Linked DNA regions of Mus musculus: region 2 is linked to region 1. Evidence: chromatin loops called from intact Hi-C (ENCODE). Cell type or tissue: heart. All regions are shown on one strand. Links, peaks and the distances in the headings refer to the core of each region. The heading gives the core; the rest is flanking DNA. Region 1 overlaps Adgrb1 (adhesion G protein-coupled receptor B1). Region 2 overlaps Mroh5 (maestro heat-like repeat family member 5).

What was found. A loop is a pair of places that touch in the nucleus more often than their neighbours do. Peaks named below come from ENCODE experiments on the same cell type or tissue, not always from the same donor. Only the 100,000 strongest peaks of a DNase experiment are listed, where the experiment ranks them.
Region 2: a loop joins it to region 1, with 4 times the contacts of the local background. A loop is called at or near these places in 7 of 42 quality-filtered maps.

What each region holds. Positions count from the first base shown.
Region 1 is chr15:74,532,388-74,540,387 of GRCm38, reverse strand. It overlaps Adgrb1 (adhesion G protein-coupled receptor B1), which reads right to left. Exons shown (of 31, transcript NM_174991.3): 3 at 1,929-2,090; 4 at 1,075-1,185; 5 at 517-681. Among named protein-coding and RNA genes, the nearest start is that of Adgrb1, 20 kb to the right of the region's middle. In heart, for the core only: CTCF peaks have their summits at 2,873 (motif pointing right) and 4,664 (motif pointing right); a DNase peak (open chromatin) is centred at 4,657; H3K4me3 peaks cover 381 bases; H3K27me3 peaks cover 6,968 bases.
Region 2 is chr15:73,787,137-73,797,804 of GRCm38, reverse strand. Mroh5 (maestro heat-like repeat family member 5) reads left to right here. Exons shown (of 11, transcript NM_001368162.1): 5 at 4,630-4,737; 6 at 5,020-5,136; 7 at 5,962-6,081; 8 at 6,927-7,085; 9 at 7,713-7,835; 10 at 8,507-8,586; 11 at 9,772-10,668. The coding sequence ends at 10,099. Among named protein-coding and RNA genes, the nearest start is that of Ndufb4c, 17 kb to the left of the region's middle. In heart, for the core only: CTCF peaks have their summits at 2,359 and 5,914 (motif pointing left); a DNase peak (open chromatin) is centred at 5,874; H3K4me3 peaks cover 542 bases; H3K27ac peaks cover 1,294 bases; H3K27me3 peaks cover 192 bases.

The DNA.
Region 1 (8,000 bases), core at 1-8,000:
AGATAGGAAGCCACAATTGGTCCCCTTGCGCAGAGGCCCCACCCCACCACCCTTAGCCCCACCCTGGGTTCTGCCCCACCCACCTGGAGAATCTACCTCACCCAATTGGGCTCTGACCCACCCACCTGAGCTCTGCCACACCCACCCTGGGCTCTGACCCACCCACCTGGGCTCTGCCCCATCCATCTGGAGCTCTGCCCCACCTACCTGGTCTCTGCCCCACCCTCTGAGCTCTGCCCCACCCATCTGGGACTCTTCTCCACCTACCTGGGCTCTGCCCTACCCCACCAGGAGCTCTGACCCACCCATCTAGGCTCTGCCACACCCACCCTGTGCTCTGACCCACCCACCTGGGCTCTGCCCTACCCACCTGGACTCTGCCCCACCCACCTGGAGCTCTACCACACCCACCTGGAGCTCTGCCACACCCATCCTGGGCTCTGCCTTACACACCTGGAGCTCTGTCCCACCCACCCTGGGCTCTGACCTACCCATCCCAGGCTCTGCCCCACCCACCTGGACACACGGCTGAGTTGTTGCAGAGCCGCTGCTCCCTCAGAGGTCCACTGCACTGAGTACTGTACGAGGATGACACGCAGAAGCGGGTGCGGGTCTGCCAGCCCTCACCGCAGGTACTGGAGCATACACTCCATGGGGACCACTCCTCAGCTGCTGGGTCACCTGTGGGTCCAGTCCTGCAGCATCATGGACCTGCCGTTCCCCTTCCCGTAGGGCAGTGCCAGGTTTGGATAACCATTGGGGAGACAGGACCTTGTTTGGGGGCACAGGCTGAGGTTCTGTAGGTCTCAAAATGACCTACTTTCCCACTAGCTGGGCTCCTCAAGGTCTGGGTCTGGCTGGGGCAGGGTTCTAACTTTCCTATCAGCCTCCCCTAAGCCAGTCTGCCTGGAGCAGGAGTCTGGTACAAACTAGATGAGATGCATTATAGCCGTAAGTTACTAGAATTACTAGTGGCAACTAGTGGCCATTACTGACCTGGTCCCAGAAGCCAACACTCTCCCCTCCCTGCCTTGGGGTATGTGTAGGCCAGTCCTACCCACCCTGCCAGCTCACCAGTCTGGGGAGATGGGAACCCAAACTGCTGCAGCTCATCCCCAAACTCCTCACGTCGCCGGGCATCCGTGGACCTCAGGGACTGGCTCCGTGAGCTGCTGCGCCCAGTGGCTGTGGGATGGGCTCAGGTCAGCATCCCAGGGGGATTCCCTCTGTCCTTGGACACAGCTGGCCACCTACTGTCACCTACTGTCACCAGAGCAGTCTAACCCCAAGGGACAGCCCCATGCAGAGCATGTTCCCTGACACCAGGCCACTGTGGGCCCACTCTCTAAGGCTCCTGCCTCTTCTTTCAGCCTCCCGGGTTATAGGACAACTCCTTAGAATGTCTGCTGCCTCCTCCTGCCCAATATCCCATGCCTCCCTCCCTGTGAGATACACAGGGTCCTCCCCAGCCTCCTGAGTAGAGTTGTCTCCTCAGGAAAGAGCATCCAAAAAAGCAAAACAAAACCGGAAGAATGACAGTCTCATTAGAACTTGATTTAACTTTATGGAAGCAGCTAAAAAATTCATGAGGTCATTAGAAAGCCTTATTAGAGAAATACATCCCGGAGGCCTCTCGTGTTGGAGCTCACTGGCTTGACTGCGGCTTGCTTGTGCCCACTGCTTGAAAAATCGGAACCCACATCAAGCTCCAGGTACCCTGCCTCCTCCTAGATCCTACCTAGTCAGGGTTAGGCAGGGCCTTCGAGGCTCCGCCTTTAAGGCATCCCTGTCCCCAACCAAGTTTTTCTCTTCAAAATCCCGCCTACTTTCTTCCCCTTGACGTCCTACCCTGCCCCTTTCTGTCCTTGACTCCTCCCCGACTTGGCCCCACCCACCACTTCAGCCCCACCCTTGCCCTGCCCACTTACGACCGCAGGCCTTGCGATTGCACAGGCGACCTTCTTCCAGAACGCCCTCGCAGCCTCCGCCCTCCACACCAAGGGTGGGTAAGCAAGTGCGGGTTCGAGTTTGCAGGCCTCCCCCGCAGTCCCGCGTACATTCGCCCCACAAGGACCACAGTTTCCAGCCACCTGGGGGAACAAGAGAAGCTCAGGGCTCTGCCGTCTTTGGAGTAGGCAGAGGCCCGAAAGGGTAGCTACAGGCTTTGAAAGGGTAAGGAGAAACGAGGTCTGGTAGGGGTAGACGGTAAGGTAGGGCAAGGTCATGGGAAACTTTGCCCCCAGGTCCCAACTCCCTTTAGAGAGTTGCTGTCTGCCCTGAGCCAGGAGGTCATAGGTAGGTCTGGGATAAGTATCTACCGTGGTCCCAGGCTGACTTTTTGAGTAAATAGTCACTTCCTGCTCACCCCATGCTGCCTCTTAGTGTGAGGACTGGTGACAGATGTGTGCCACCATTCAGAAACACCTGAATCCAGCCTTTCCATGGGCGGTCAAACCCCTGAGGTTGTTGTCTTCAAACCCCCGAGATTGTTCCTTGGCATTCCTATTCAGTTGAGGTCACTGCCAAGGTCTCCACATCTTCACTTCAGAGCCAGGGTATGGAACAGCCACTCCCATTACTGGTAGCCTGGAACCTCCCTTAGACTACAGATCCGCCCACCTACTGGGCAAAGCAGGTCTAGGCCACTCTGAGCTGCCAACCTGGTTGGCACGATGGTAGAAAGAGGCCCTGTCTGAGCTGAGAACTTAGAGATGGTGGGTTCCAGAATGTGCACGAACCTGCCTGATGGCCCCATGGATCATGGTCATCTCCCTGGGCCTTATCATCTGCCCAAAGAGCCCAAAAGAGAGGGTTTGGAAAAGACCACCGCTAGAGCTGGCCCAGCGTCCCTTGCTTGTGCTCAGATGGACCAGCAGGGGGCGCTGGGATACCAGTGAGTGACTGGCCCTCTAGTGAGTGAGCGCTCACTCTTCTGAGATGGGTAGGACTCGGAGGGCCACCTTCCAGGTTCCTATGCCTCTTGCAGAGCCCCCAAACCTCCAGTTCTGCCAAGGTGCCAAGCTAGGGAGTCAGGGTTGCAAGATCTGAGTAGTAGCTATATCATCAATACCATCTTCACCTTCACCCGAAGGTCCCAGGGATGGGGTCAAGGGCACAACTAGGGTACAGGAAAAGATACACCATGATACCCCCACCAAGACAAAGTTGAGAGCAGCAGGCAGAAAGTCTCCAGCACAGCCTCACATGCATAATAGGAAAGACAGGACAGCAGCTGTTCACAGGACAGGCCCAGGTGGCCGCTATGAGGCCGCTGGTCACATGCTTTAGCTCAGGACAAGCAGGAACAGCTCAACCAGGTCAGACTCTGGGTCTTGAACCAAATCTGATTCCTGATCTCAGCCCCACCCGCCAGCCCAGGAAGGCCACCTGCCAGGACCAACCATGGTTCAGCATTCTAGCCTCAGGAGTCTCACCTGCTGCAGCCATATTCCCACTGCGCGCTTCCAGACAAAGGAGCCAGGAGTCTCTGAGGCAGGCCCAGGGTGGGGTCAGGGTTCTGTATCCTGCGTGTGCCCCCTCACTGCTCCAGCCCAGCCCCCACAAGGAAGCCTGAGTGATGTGAAAACTGGCAGTGGGTGGGAGAGAGGGTGTCCAAGCTGGGCTAATCGGAGGATGCCACTCAGTTCCCATGGCAACTACTGCAGCACACAGCCTTTCAGGATAGACCCAGGTTAGGCCTCAGCTGCCAAAACACCCACTATTTCGGGGCTGGTTACCTTGGTGACCCAGGTGGTGAGGATGTGGGAGGGGGAGGGGAGAGAAGAGGTGGGGCATATCAGAAGCTGGGGGAGAGGGGACCCTGTGACTGAGGATAGATGCCCTCCTCTGGCCCAGCCCTGACTCTGGTCTCACTAAACCCTGCTCCAGGTCATACACTGAGTCCTGGCTGTGGTTGTATACTAAACCCTGATCCTAGACATTTACTGATTCTTCGCCCTGGTCACAAACCAGCATCTGGCCCTGTACACTTGTCCCTGATCCTTGGATGCTAGGCAGAGGATCCCGGATCCTCCATTACATACTGGGCCCTGATCTCAGCCACAGACTGATTCCCCAACGTGGCCCACACTCCTTCCACTAATGAATGTTCAGAAAATGGTAACTGCTGTTTTTATTATCATTTTCATTTTTAATGTGTGTCCTCACACACAGCTGACATGATAAATGTTGGCCCAGACTGAAAGCATCCATGCCAGAGGGAGCTTTAGGAAGGAAGAAGCCCCGGGGCCAGTGAAGGGCACAAGGGGACACAGAGGTGCGTCTGGGCTGGGTGGGCACAAGGGGGCAGTGAAGGAGCAGGCAGGGCTCAGGGGTGGGCTGCCCCTCCAGGCCCGGAAAGAAGCTGTCATTCTTCCTAGCTCAATGCTTCCTCTGTCTGGCGGCCTCATTTCCATCTCATTACAGGCATGAATAGAGCCAATTATCGGCCAGGCAGGCCGGCCACCCAGGAGGGAGGGTGTGTACTGAAGAGGCTCTGGTACTCTTCCCACCCTAATGCCCTGGCTTGAAGGTGGTGGGTTCCCCTGATCCTGCACCCCAAGTGGGCCGAAATGGGGAGAAGAAAAGAGATCCCTCCTCCCCCAGCCAGTCTCTCCCCAGTTCCTGGGATCCCCTTTGGAGGAGGGGAATCATGCACTTCCAACTTCGTCCAGCAGAGGGATCCCTACTCCAGCAGGTCGAACAGCAGAGCTTTCCTGCACATTGCCACTTGGCTCACCAGACACTCATGGCAGATCCAGGGACAGTCCTGGCCCAGAGGGCTAGCAAGACCCCTGCCCCCACCCCTACCCCCACCCCCCAGGACCCAGCTGGAGCAGGACTGTCACAAAGTACTTAGACACTGGTCCCAACAGCTGAGTCTGGAGCTCCTGGACCAGGAACAAGGGAGACACTAAGGGTACAAGCAGGGGCTGCGGAGGAACCTGTCCCTGCAGCCCTTCACTGGGCAGATCCTGATTCAGCCAGCTGCAAGCTGCCAGCAACTGTCAGGGTTGGCAGGGAACAGCACTCAGATCCCAGGGTAGATGGAGAGAGCAGTTACCAAGTCTACTGTCGACTGTGCAGCCCTGGCCTCCCTGATCCCCCATAGCCACACAGCCCCCTTAGGCAAACTCTACAAACGAGTACTGTCCCAACCCCAATTCTCAGGGGTGGGAAACAAGGCACTAGATGAGCAAGCAAGCCACATCTGTAGGAAATTCCTGTTGCTGGGTGTTCCCTGTCCTGAGATGGGGCCTATTTAAAGGCTCAAAACATTTAGTCTATGCTGGAGACCTTAGACAAGTGGCCTCTGTCCTCTCAGTTAGCAGAGTGGGTGGCAGAGGCTGCTGACCTTCCTCCCATCATCGTGGGAGGCATGACCCAAGTTCAGGTCACAAGGACTTCTTGCTCCTGTCCAAGCAGGTGCAGTTCTGGGACAGAGCTGAGACAGGTGACACAGTATGAGCTAAGGCACATGGGAATTTCCCTGTGGGTGATGGTACTCACCACATCCAGCATTTCCACAGGACCCTATCCTGTTCTTTCCTTCTAGGAGAGTTGTCTATGATGTGCACTTAAGCCTGCTTTCTATATTTTTCTAAAATGTGTGTGTGTGCATGTGCACACGAACACACACACACACAGAGCCAAGATGGCAACAGAATCTTCATAGTGGACCATGGTACCTCTCTATTACCCTCGTCACCCCTACAAACTCCAATGAAGCCCAAACCACACCTAGAGGCTCCCCCTAGGCTCAGCCTCTACTGCTACACACTGCCTCACCTCCTCTTGGGTGTCTTGAGGGACAGAGATGCATAGAATTTGGGGGAATCCCTGGCCAAGGAGAACCAGGGCTGCAGGCACAGTGAGGGGATCTGCTTTAGTCTTTAGGAAGTCATGAGCCCCTGGGCATTCCAGGGTTCCTAGGACGGTGTAGCATATGTGCACACCCTGACTCAACCAGGAGACTCAACCCAGCCTTCCACCTCAGGCAAGTGCACACAGACACATTTAGCAATGCATACACACTAGGGCTCAAATATATGCTGGAATGCACACCCACAATAACACTCACAGGAATACACTCACATGAACATATACATCCAAGGATACTCACAGGGAAACACAGGAACACAGTCATGGGAACACATGGGAGGCACAGGACACACTCACTCACAGGGACAAACTCAGAGAGATATACAAGGGCTCATGGGCCACACTCACAGCAGCACACGATGACACACAGTGACACGCAAGAACACACAGAGACACACTCACAGACTCCCAGGAACTCCCAGGCCCCACCCCCCAGAATCCTGCTTTTTCATTATCTTACATGTCATTTCTGCAATAATATTCTTTAATTAAAACATGAATATTTAAAGCAGCCCTTGAGAAAAAATGATTCATCTCACCAGCAGCAGAGACATGAGAGAGATGGAGGAGGAAACAGAGAGACAGGGAGTTGGGGACAGTGCATAACAAGAGTTGGTACGAGGGCCTGGCAGCCTTAGAAGACTAGGCAGCAGGCACAGTTGCCTTAGCCTAGAATCCAACGTGTGACATGGCCATGTGGCACTTGGACAGGCCTTGTGTGGAGGGCAGGGCTGAAATCGGGCCACACACTCAGTGGGATGCCTGCTGTCTCTCCAAGTCAGCTGGACATTGCCTGACTTAGGAGGGGATGGGTGCCCAAGCTTGCCCGCTCCCAGAAGACAGTGAGGGCAAAGGCCCTGGGCACAGAGCTCAGCAGTCAAGAGCGGAGAGTCAGCTGCACAACCTGACTCAGCATGAAAAGTTGCCTAACTTGCGTCCTTAGCCACTGCCACCACCGAGGCAGAGCTCAGTGCATAGGATGTCACCTGGTAGTCTGCGGTTAGTCCTCTCTTACAAGCTATGTAACCTACTACCTCTGGCCCGATTTCACAAGCATGTGCTGAGTGCCATCTTTAAGCCCAGTCCTCCACACTTGGGAAGCATCAATGAATGGGGTGTGCCCAGTGTCTGTGTTGCTCACATATTAACATAGGCGGTGAGTAAGAGGCCCACTGGAGGAGTTGTACGGCATGTTTGAAAGTGATACTTGTCAGGGAAGGCAGAAAGGGAAAAGGTGTTTTACTGGGCAGGACACACAATGCTACAGGGGAGAGCCTAGGGAGGGGTTAAGGAGGGATCTTCAGGAGGCAGAGCAACTGTGAAAAGATGACCAAGGCAGGGACAGCGTCTGCTGGGGCCTAACTCATGGCCATAGGAAGCAGGAACTCACCTCTAGGTGACACTTCTAGAACAAAGTCTGCACTCAGTGACAGCCATTGCTGTCACCGTTGGGCTCCTTCCCCTCCCACGGCCAGGAAGTGACAGAGTCTGCATGCAGGATGCAGGCACCTTATGTGAGCTGAGTGGTCAGTCTACCCTACACATGAGAACGCACCCTCTGCCTCATATGCTGGGGCCTAGCCCTTGTGTTCTCCAAACTATCTTCCAATAGACCAGCAGCCAAGCAAGTCAAACAGACAGAGCCCACCCTGGATACACATACACATACTCACCATGCACACACAAGCCTACATGCTCAGTGCTGGGTACATACATACCTGGCATATATACATACACCCACAGACACATATACAGTTACAATGTGCTGCATAAACACCCACATGTTCACACATGTACACATACAAATTTTTTGGCGTATTACTAGGAGTCTGCCTAGCAATAAACAAAGACATATGTGGGCTCACACAATGCTGGCATACATACATGAGAGTATACATATATAAATGCAAGACACTGCAAACACAATAATCAAACCGGTATACCCACTGGGTTTTCATGTGTTATACATGTGAACATGTGATTACATGAACACATATGTGCAAAATACACTATATATGTATTCATATATGGGTGTAGCCACCATACACATATGTATGCATGTACATATGTGTGCACAAAGTACACCCTACCATACACACATGTACAATTCATATATGTAC
Region 2 (10,668 bases), core at 1,281-9,280, 740 kb after region 1:
AACAAGTCACTTCACAGCGAAATGTAGGGAAAAAGACATCCGAGGGAAAAATTAGAAAAATATTTTTAATATTTTAAGTGAGTGTTAATGAAAATGTATTTGAACATCCTGAGGTACAAAAAAGTTTTTTTATATATTAGTAAGGATATGAAACTTCATTGTCAGAAGCTACCGAGGGAGAACGAACTAAGCCCAAAATAAGTAGAAAGGAGGAAAAAAAATGCCCTCGACGCAGAGGCAGGAGAAGTGCCCTAAGTGTGAGAGCAGCCTGGTCCACACAGCAAATACAAAGAAATGAAAGCAAAGTTCATCACAAGGGGTCACGGTACTGATTAAGAGGGGGGGTGTCTCTTCCAGCACAGAATAATTGTCAGCCACACTAACACTCTCAGTGTTAAAGGATTGCTTGCAAAACGCAGATGTCAGCACTGAAGCAAGAAGCTGAAGGTCTCAGTAGTCCTTGAGAGAACGGCAGCGTGGAACCGTCCCGTTCCAAGCCCAGCCAAGCCCAGTCGCTGAACGACATGCTTGCAAGAGTTAACAAATTTGTTCATTAGCTGCCTAGCAAATGGACCCAAGAAAGCGGGTCTGAAATCCACCTCCAGTCCTGGGGAGCGGTGACTGAAGCACCCGGTCCTCACGCGATAGGTGTCACCAGTCAGCTGTCAGTGACCAAGAGCAGGCGAGGTCTGGCCTGTCTAGTCAAGACAGCAGTTGGCTTGTTAGGGTTTTCCTGAGATTTGCTTCCAGCAGAGAAAACGCCCAGTTCTACCTGGACGAATCCGATGGAGTTGTGTGACCCTGAAGAATCCTGGGGAGTTGTTCTGTGGACTCTTACACACCCCTGCAAAAAGCGCCAAGCAGCCATCCTTGCGCTAACCTCAAACTGGAGACAAGTAGAGCTGGCAGAGCTAGAGATTTGAACCCACAACCCGATGTCCGCCTTAGGAAGCCAGACAAGGGGAAGCCTCCCAAACACAAACCAATTTTTTAAAAACATTCCATATTAAAAAATAAAATGAAGTTTGATGCAGGCAGCAGGTTGGATGGATATCGGAGATACTCAGTTAAAAAAAAAAAAAAAAAAAAAAGCACACACTGACAGGCTCTACAGACAATTCCAGAAAAGTCGACACCAACTTATAATCAGAGAGGGTCGTGCTGGTGGTGAGTCTCGGGAGCTCTGCGCAGATTCCAGGAGCTAGAAGATACATGAAGCTCGCAGTTCTAGAGTGTGCGCAAGTCTCTTGCCCTCAATGCTGTGAACATCACTGTACGTTAACTACGCCTGAAGGTTTTAAACGGTAACAAAGCTCCAAGAGCTTACACCAACCCTGATGACCTGAGTTCAATCTCAGCACCCACATGAAGGCAAGAACTGACTCCCTCAAGTTGTGTATGTGTGTGTGCCATGTGTGTGCAGTGCCTGCAGAAAGCGGGAATGGATCTCCTGGAACGGGAGTTACACATGGTTGTGAGCCACCAAGTGGGTGCTGGGAACTAAGCTCAGTTCCTCTAGGAGGGCAGCCAGTGATCTTAACCACTAAGCCATCTCTGTGGCCTGTGTGTGTGTGTCTGTGTGTGTGTGTGTGTTGTATATATATATTATATACGTAGATATGCACATATATGTTACATACATATATGTGTTACATACACAGGAGTTACATGCATATATGTGTGTTATATAACATATTATACATATATACTATATATAATACAATATATATCCATTGGGAATAGATAGGCTTCAAAGTTTCAAATATTCTGATTTTTCTAAGTGAAGTAATGCCTGCCTTATATAGTCCCTGGATGCTCTGAACAGGGTGTAGAGAGCATGCACAGACAGAAACACTGACCCACCCCCCACCTCCCCACCCCCACCTGTGCTGCCGAGACAGGTAGGCACAAGTCCTGCAATCCATGCCACATCAGCTTGGGTCAGTCTGGGCCACACACACAGGAGACTGCAGAGCTATCGGGAGAAGAATGTTTCATTTTCAGAGTTTTGACATTCACATTGCAGACAAGAGGCTCCCGTACTCATCAGTGAGCAGACAGAAGGGACTGGGTGAAAAGACAGGACCCCCGCCACACACACACACACACACACACACACACACACACACACAGCCCGCTGCTTCTGGGTAACCTGGAGGCTTCCCAGTAGTCACAGTACTCTGGGATCAACCTGGCATCTGCCCTGTATCCTAGAAAGCAGGGAACAGACCAAGAGCAGGGCCCAGCCAGGGCAAGCAAGCTTTTATCAGGTTCTGCCATCTGATGAGAGCAGTCTCCAACTCAGGGATGGAAGACTAAGACTAGGGAAATGACAAACAATCCTACCTACAGGGGGCGCTTTAAGATGGTCATCTGCCTTGCAAGACACTCCCCCTTGGGTTCACGGTTTCTCTCATTTAGAACTTTTTTTATGATAAATCCCTAGAAGTTTAGTTGCTTAAACAAATTTATCTTGGGTTTTAATTTGTGTCAATATTGTTTTTTAATTGGTGCTGCCAAAATGTTCACACATACACATATGAAAAGCTGTCCATTCAATCACCCTGCTACCAAAGAACACTTCTTTTGTGTTGCAGATCTGCTGGGCATTTTCAGGGCTGTGCAAACAGAGCCTTGATGAAAGTAAGAGATGGTACTCACAAGCTGTATGGGGCTGCTGCCTGCTGACACTGTTGCAGAGTGCAGAGTGAGGGATATATATATATATATATACATATATATATATATATATATATATTCCATGCAGGAAATATACTCAAATAATGATCAAAGGAGTGGATGCATAAGCCAGCAAGGGAGTCATTTATCATGATCAAGGAGTACACACCACACCATAATTGTGTGTGTCAAGTTTGACAAGACTGGTGGCACATATGCCTGTTCCAGCATCACCAATTGACATACAAACACACACACACACACACACACACACACACACACACACACAAAACCTAGGAGCAAAGACCCTATGACAGCAGCAATAGAACTCTCCCAGCTCCATTTCAACTTAATGGGACATTGTCTGTGGTCCTCAGTTGATGGAAATAATATTATGAATCTAGTCTTTTTGCAGTCTTGGACCAAGTTAAGTATTAATTTCCATTTCTTTTAAATATTCTTTATAGGATAGTCATGTTGCTAGGATTACAGACGCAACAGTGCTTGATTTGTTTGTGGTTCTTGGGTTGGGTTGGGTTGGGTTGGGTTGGAGGCAGGGTTTAAGGTGGTTCTGGGGATTCGGGCTCAGGTCCTCAAGCTTGCCTGGTAAGCTCCCTTAGCCACTGAGCCATTCTCTGGGCTTCTAATTTCCATTTCTTTAATATCAGCCAGGTTGAGCTTAGACCTCCTTCATCAGCATGTTCCCTTTTGTAAGTTGCCGTAGTTACTCTTCTGTTGCTGTGAAAAGACACTGGGACCAAGGCAACTTATAAAAGAAAACATGTAATTAGGGGCTGGCTCACAGCTTCAGAAGGTCCAGGACTATCACGATGAGGAGCATGGCAGCAGGCAGGCAGGCAGGCATGGTGCCAGAGAAGTAGGTGAGGGCTCACATCTAGTCCGTAAGCAGGAGACAGAGAGTAAACTGGAAATGTTGTAGGTTTCTGAAACATCAAAGCTCACCCCCAGAGACACACCTCCTCCAATACCTCTTAATCCTCCCTAAATAGTTCCACCAACTAGGGACCACATACTCCAATATATGAGACTATGGGGGCCATTATCCTTCAAGCCACCACATTCCATTCCTGGTCCCCACGGGCTTGTAGCCGTATCAGAACAAAATGCATTTAATCCAACTCTAAAAGTCCTCATAGCTCTCCACGGTCTCAACACTGCTGAAAGGTCCACAGTTCAGTCTCTTTCGGGGACTCAAGGTAATCCCTTAATTGTACCCTGTAAAATCAAGAAGAAAACGACATACTTCCAACACGCAGTGCCACAGAATCGACATTACTGTTCCAAAAAGAGAGGCCGGGGACATCGTACTCTCAACTGTATCTCTCAACTTAGCTTACATGTTTCAAACAAACGACTTTGACCGTTTATCAATATTTTCTAAGAGTTGAGTGTTAAGGTGTGTCCCTAACACCAGAAGAATATTAGGAACAAAAACCTCAGGCTCATTGACTTACGGCATCTGGGAGTGTTGGAAATGAAGGTCTATTAGACATAATTACAGTCATCCTACTGAGCTACGATGGAACCTTCCAGAATCCTGCATTTAGAAGGGTCATTGCATTGATCCCTCATTTCATTAAGAAACAGTCGAGCGTCTGCCACAGGCTGGCACCATGCCAGGCACTGGAAACACACTGAGAAGCAGACTCAACCCTGTCTATGAGGCCCACCCTGTCTCAGGGCCACTTTCACTGATGCTGGGCCCTCAGCCCAGGCTGGGAACATGGCTGGATACCACACTGCAGCCTCCCAGGGTTCAGATATCCTGAACACAGCTGGGGGGTACCTTGAGAAACATGTTCTCCATCTCTGAGATCCATCCAACAAGCCAAAGTGCTGAAAACTTAGAGGAAGGAGGAGGGGCTAATGAAGCCAGGGCTTTCCGGCTCTGGGAAAGTGCCTCCAAGCCCTGCCTGCCTCGCCTCACAGATGGCCAGAAAGTCGGTGCCGTTCCTGAACACAGATGTGTGGTCCAAGGAGTTGCTGTGGGCCATCACCAAGTCTGGCAGAACACAGCAAGAGCAAACCCCGGACAAGGTAGCCCCCCACACACACACTGTTCCCAAGGGCCCCAGCCTATTCACCACACAGGCCCATGGGATCTGTCACAGACAAGCAGGGCCCTTGAACAAAGGGAGAAGGAACGAGGCCTGGGCAGCTGGACTAGAAGCACCTCCCTTCCTCACCACAGGCTGGGGTTTAGGCCTTCCTCGGGCAAGATGGGAAGGGTGGCCTCAGAGTAAGGAAACCTGGGGAACTTGGTCATAGGCGCTCAGGTCAGGTGGGTCCCACTCAGGACAGGATGTTGAATCCCACCAGGCCTTCCTGTTCACCTACTACGGGCTAATCCTTCAAGCTGAGGAGAACAGCACCACCGTCAGGACGCATCTCACAACCCTCTTGGAGACATCTCACCAGTGGGCCAAGCAAAGGGAGGTGAGGCCCCAAAGGGGGGAAGGGAGGCCCCAGGCAGGGGGAGGTGAGGGTCAAAGCAGGGGTTTGGGGAGGTAAGGGCTCAGTAAACTGAGTTGTGCTGGTCACCTACCAATCCCTGGTTTCCGTCACACAGAGCTCTGATCCTTATCACACACTGAACCATGGTCCTATCTCACACTGAGCCCTGACCCTGTTCATACTCAGCCTTGTCCCTGGTCACAGAATGAGCCCCTTCCCTGGTTTCACAATGAACCCTGATCCTCGAATGCACACCGACTGTTAATCCTGCTCCCATAGCGAGCCCTGAAGGTCACACGCTGAGCCCCTAGTCCCACCACACGCTGAACCTTGCTCCTGACGCTGACACCGAGACCTCCTGAGTCTGTGCGCATACTGAGTCCTTATAACTCTCATATCGTGGTTCTCCAGTCAGAATCTGAGCCCTCCTCCTGGCCACACACTGAGCCCTAGGGCTCCTCACAGTCTGAGACCTGAACATGAAAACACACTGAGGCCTGATCCTGGTCATGTCCTGAGGGCTGATCACAGCATGAACTCTGACGAACTAAGCCCCAATCGCATCTCTCGCATCTCATACATCTTCACTCCTATCCTGAGCATGTCTGCCCAGAGCTGAGCTGGCACGAGAGACAACCAACCCCAAAGCTCCCTTTCTTCCTCTTCCCACCCCCAACTCCACCCACCTCCTGGGTGTCTGGGCTCTGAGCTGCAGGTCCTCAATTGTGTGTGAGTTCCTGCCCCCTGCTGGTGGAGTGGGGAATTACAGGATCCAGATCACAGACTCAGGGGGGACTCTGCCCACAGGGCATTGCTCTCACAGTGGGACTGGTTGCAGTAAACCACTTGGATGATGCCTGGGCTATCTTAGAACAGTTTGGACGGAGCACACCCTTCAAGAGGAGCCTGCAGAACTTTTCCCTGAAGGTATCAACTCAGGGTTCCTAGGGTGGTGGGGGGGGTGGGGGGGTGGAGTAGGGGCGGACATCAAATCCTACACTGCATGAAGGGAAACATAGCAACCACTCTAGGATTATGGTTGCCACTGAGGCAAAGATTTATCTAAAAGGTGAGACTCTTGGCCTGAGAATTGCTTGTGCACACTGGAGGGGGCTCCATTCTGTGCCACCTTACTGCACCCTACGTGACTCCCCCTGGAAGACAGTGCCTGGGAACCTCTCCAAAGGAATTTTGGGTTGGGGAGGTTCTTCATGCTCTTGCAGGTCTGTTCATGGTTAACCCTGCAACCTAGAGGAGGCTCCGCTGGCTCTTCACATCTGGCAAGTGGCAGAACTGAAGTGCATGCCTCAGACTCTCCGTGGGTACCTGTCACTGTTTTTGCAATGTCACCACGCTAGTACCGTGGTGACATCTGAGAGGAGAGATGACTCTGGGCCACAGTCAAGCAGGAAATTCCACTTTGCCCATTACTGTCTGCCTGGATGGAAGCATGATCTTTCCAGCCCCCCCCCCCCCGGCAGCCCATAAGTGTGTGGTGTGCCCATCAGGGTGCTGGGCTGTAGGGAAAGACTATCACGGGAGAGGCCTCAACTCTTCCAGTTCCAATGGAGCCTAGTACAATGCCTTTGATGTCCTGGTATAATCAGCCTAACTCCCTGAAAATCTAATTTCACTTCTGCTGTTCTCATTTGGTGAACAAAGACCCTCTGGACACTCCCTTCCCCCACCTTGCTGGGATCGGGGTACCCCCTTCTCACCACTCCCCAAGTAGACAGTGGGCAAGACCCAACCCCAAATCCACTCCTACCCAGCTCCACGGCCAGAACACTGAGGACCTTCGGTGGAAGTGGGCCAGCAGCACCATCCTCCTCTCCTACGGCCAGATGGCAGCCTGGGCCAAGAACCACATCCTGCCCTGGGTGGACAACATCTTATCCAGGATGATCTTCTACTTCCACTTCAGCTCCTGGGTACAGGTTGCCTTGCTCACCATCACCCCAGTCCTGCACCTTCCCCAGGACAGAGCTAGGACTCCGGCTCTGCCCTGCCCCGATCATGAACTCAGGGAAGCCTAGGGCCAGCCATCTTTAGCCTTTGCCCAAGTCCCCTGCCCTCCCACCAAACCTCCTGTGCTGTGCATTGCCCCTGTGCCTTTATTACCCTGAAATTTCCTCTGGTCTGATAAGAACCCCATTCCCCCACTTCTTACAATGCAAATACTGGATTTTCACATGGGGGAGGGCTGGATCCTAAGAGGCCAGGGTGATGCCTTTCTCCGAGGAGCACCATAGCCTGGCTTGTGATAGCCAGGATAAGTCTTGCCCATCCAGGCTGTAGGTACCACACTCCAGAAACCCTCACAGGCCCCTCTCACATTTTGGCCAGGCTCACAGAATTCACATGCTTAAACCAAGATCATGCGCTCCTTCCTAAGGAAGGCCCTACCCACCAGCTCCCAGCCCGGTGGTCCCCACCACACCCCTCTCACCCTGACTCAAGTGTGCCTGAAGATGGTGGCCTCGGCCTCGCTTCTTGCTTTCTCCCACAAGCTCCTTGGCTCTCAGCCTGATCTGTCCCCTGGGGCCTGACCTACACAGGATGAGACCCTGAAGCAAAGCTTCCTTACTGCTATCACGATGCTGGTGGGAGCCATCAGCCGGAACGAAGGTGCCCACAGCTACGAGTTCTCCCAGACTAGTGAGCTCCTGGAGTGTCTGATGGTATGTGCACAGGAAGCCTGCCCCTCAGAGCAGCCCTCCTAGGCAGAGCTTCCTCTCTCAGACCAGCAGCTTTCTTAGATACAGGGAGCCTCCTCCCTCAGACCTGGGAAAGGGCAAACACAGGAAATACTCCATATACCCCGAGTTAGTTGGGTCTTGCTGGAACCCTGAGCAGACCGGGTATGGCCACAGTACAGGCAGTGCCATTGAGACCCAGAAAGGCCGACACACTCCATTCTGCTTAATTTCTTGGCTTGGGTCCCAGACCAATCACTTCGGATTTTGGGTACCCATGTAGATTCTTTGGGATATTGAGAAATGCACAAGAAGCTGGGCAGTAGTGTCAGGAGCAAAGGGCCATTGATCAAAACAGGTTGGGTCCTGTCCCCTGCCTGAGATCAAACAGAAAAGTGGAATGATTTCTAAGGAAGAAAGAGGCAGAGCAGCTTAGAGCTAGTCCAGGGCCGGGCAGCTAGGACTCAGTATTCAGGGCTCAGACCTGACCTGTCTTGCACCAGAGACCACGCTGGCTCTATAAGGATGGACCAGATCTCACTGCAAGGTGGCTAAAGACAAGCAGCAGCATCACCCAGGTTGCATGGAGTGGTAATAAGACTTGGTGTCAGAGGTGGGGTCTGCTAGCCTCTGCACCTTCTCCCGTGAACTTACAGACACTGATGGAGAAAGAGCCGCAAGACACACTGGTCACCAGCATCCGCCAGCAGGCCATCCATATTGTCTCCAGCCTCTGGTAGGTTGCAGTCTGTGATGACTGCCAACTCCCTGCCCAGGCTGCTAGCAGGACAAGGTAGAAGGAAGTCAGGCATCAAGGCCCTGCAAGGCAGAGCAGTTAAGCCACTGCAGGTCACAGAGAGCATTTAGTCTGAGCACAGCCACTCCACAGAGACAACCCCCCTCACCAATACTCAAGTAGGCCAAGCATCTAGATCCAGCCAAGCCCCAGGGAAAAGGAGTGAAGCTGGATCTAGAGAGCCAGAGATGCAGGACCCAGTTTATCTCTCCATCCACAGACCACGAAGGAGATTATAGACCAGGGGGCTCACAGCTGCCTACTCACAGACCATAGCAGGCGATCCACATGACCTTTGGCAGGGTGGCATGTGGAGCTGGGTGGCTATCCACTCTGACTGCATTTCCCAGGTGCTAGCCTTCACTTCCTATCTGCCTGCCGCACAGTCACTGCTAGGCCCTGCATGGTGTCTGGGGACACAGCCGGAAGCCAGCAGCAAACACCTCTGTTTTCCAAACATGGCCCTGAGATGGGATACATACACCACACGGGACTGAGAAAAGTGCTGAAAGAGACGGAAGCAGGAAGCGAGACAGGGAGACTGTGTGTAACGTCTTCATGGTAGGAGCCCCAGCGCTGGCTGAAGGAAGTTGATTGACAGTTGGTAGGGTATTGCTTCGTAGACTGTTCCTATAAGCCTGGTGCTCTGCTAGAGTCCAGGGCATGGCCTGCGGATGTCTGAAAGGCGACTGTTGAGGAAATCCTGCATGGATGAGTCAGTCAGTCAGTGAGCCCTGCAGGTACATTGCTACAGGGATGGCACCTCAGCAGGCCCTTAGCTAGTGTGTGCTTGCGTTCATGAGTAGGAGACTGGGAAGGCTGGGGCTGGAGAAATGACTCAGCAGTTAAGAGCACTGGCTGCTCTTCCAGAGGACCCAGGTTCCATTTCCAGCACCCACATGGCAGCTCACAACTGTCTGTAACTCCTTTTCCAGGGGATCCGACATCTTCACATGTGTGTACATGCAGTCAACACACCCATGTACATAGACAAAAAAATAAACAAAAGACAGAAGTAGAGGCAGCAAAAGGCTGCATTGTCAGAAGCAGACGACAGGGGACTCCTGAACCCTGAACTCGGCCTTCACAATCCCAGGCCCTCAGGGTCCTTTACCCTCCCAACAGTGCGCTGAGGCCGCCCATGGATGTGAACAGGAAACCCCGCCTCCTCTCCACCTGCTTCCGCAGCATCTTTACCCTGCCTCAGCTGGATGACCTGGAGAAGCAGGCCTGCCTCCTCACGGAACCACCCAACATCAACATCCAGGTGCGGCCTGCACTTAAGCCCGGGAGACTCTGGCAGGACATCAGGCTCAGTCCACTGTGTGTGGCTGAATGGAGAGCCAACGCTGGCCACTCCGCAGGCAGAGTGGAGGCCCTGGGTAGTTGCCTAAAGGCTCTGGGTCTCCATTTGCCTCCCTGGGACACGGTCCATGATCACTTTGGGCCATGATTACTAAGGCAGGTAGCTTACCTAGGGTGCGCCTGCTCAGGAACTCTACATGTAATGGTACACATAGCCTCCTTGCTGACACAAGGTCCATGTAGCATAGGCAAAGAAGTCACCACTGTGTTTCCCTCTCTCCAAGCCCCATGCCAACCAACCCAAGGAATTCACAGAAGAGGGGAGATGGCTCTCTCAAAGGAATGTGTTCCCTGATACTGCAGGAACTTGTCCTACCACACTAAGGTGGCTTAGGGAGTCACCTTCCCTGAAGGTGGGCTCTGTTTCACCACACCTACCTGCCTGCCTGGGTCACTACTATTCAGGTCTCACCTGGTCCAGCCCCTTCAATACTAGCAAGCCTTGCAGAAAAGATACCTGCCATGTCTCATGGCTACCACCAGAGGGCGCATGAGATTGCCAGGCATAGTCGCGACCAGGTATGTCAGTAGCAAAGGGCAGGTCAGTTTTGTGAAGTAAGCCCCACTTTGTGGAACAAAGGCACCACCAGGCTGTCTGTGTACCCTTCCCACAGTTACTTGGGAGCAAGGGGTACACAGCTCAGAAGAAAAGAATCT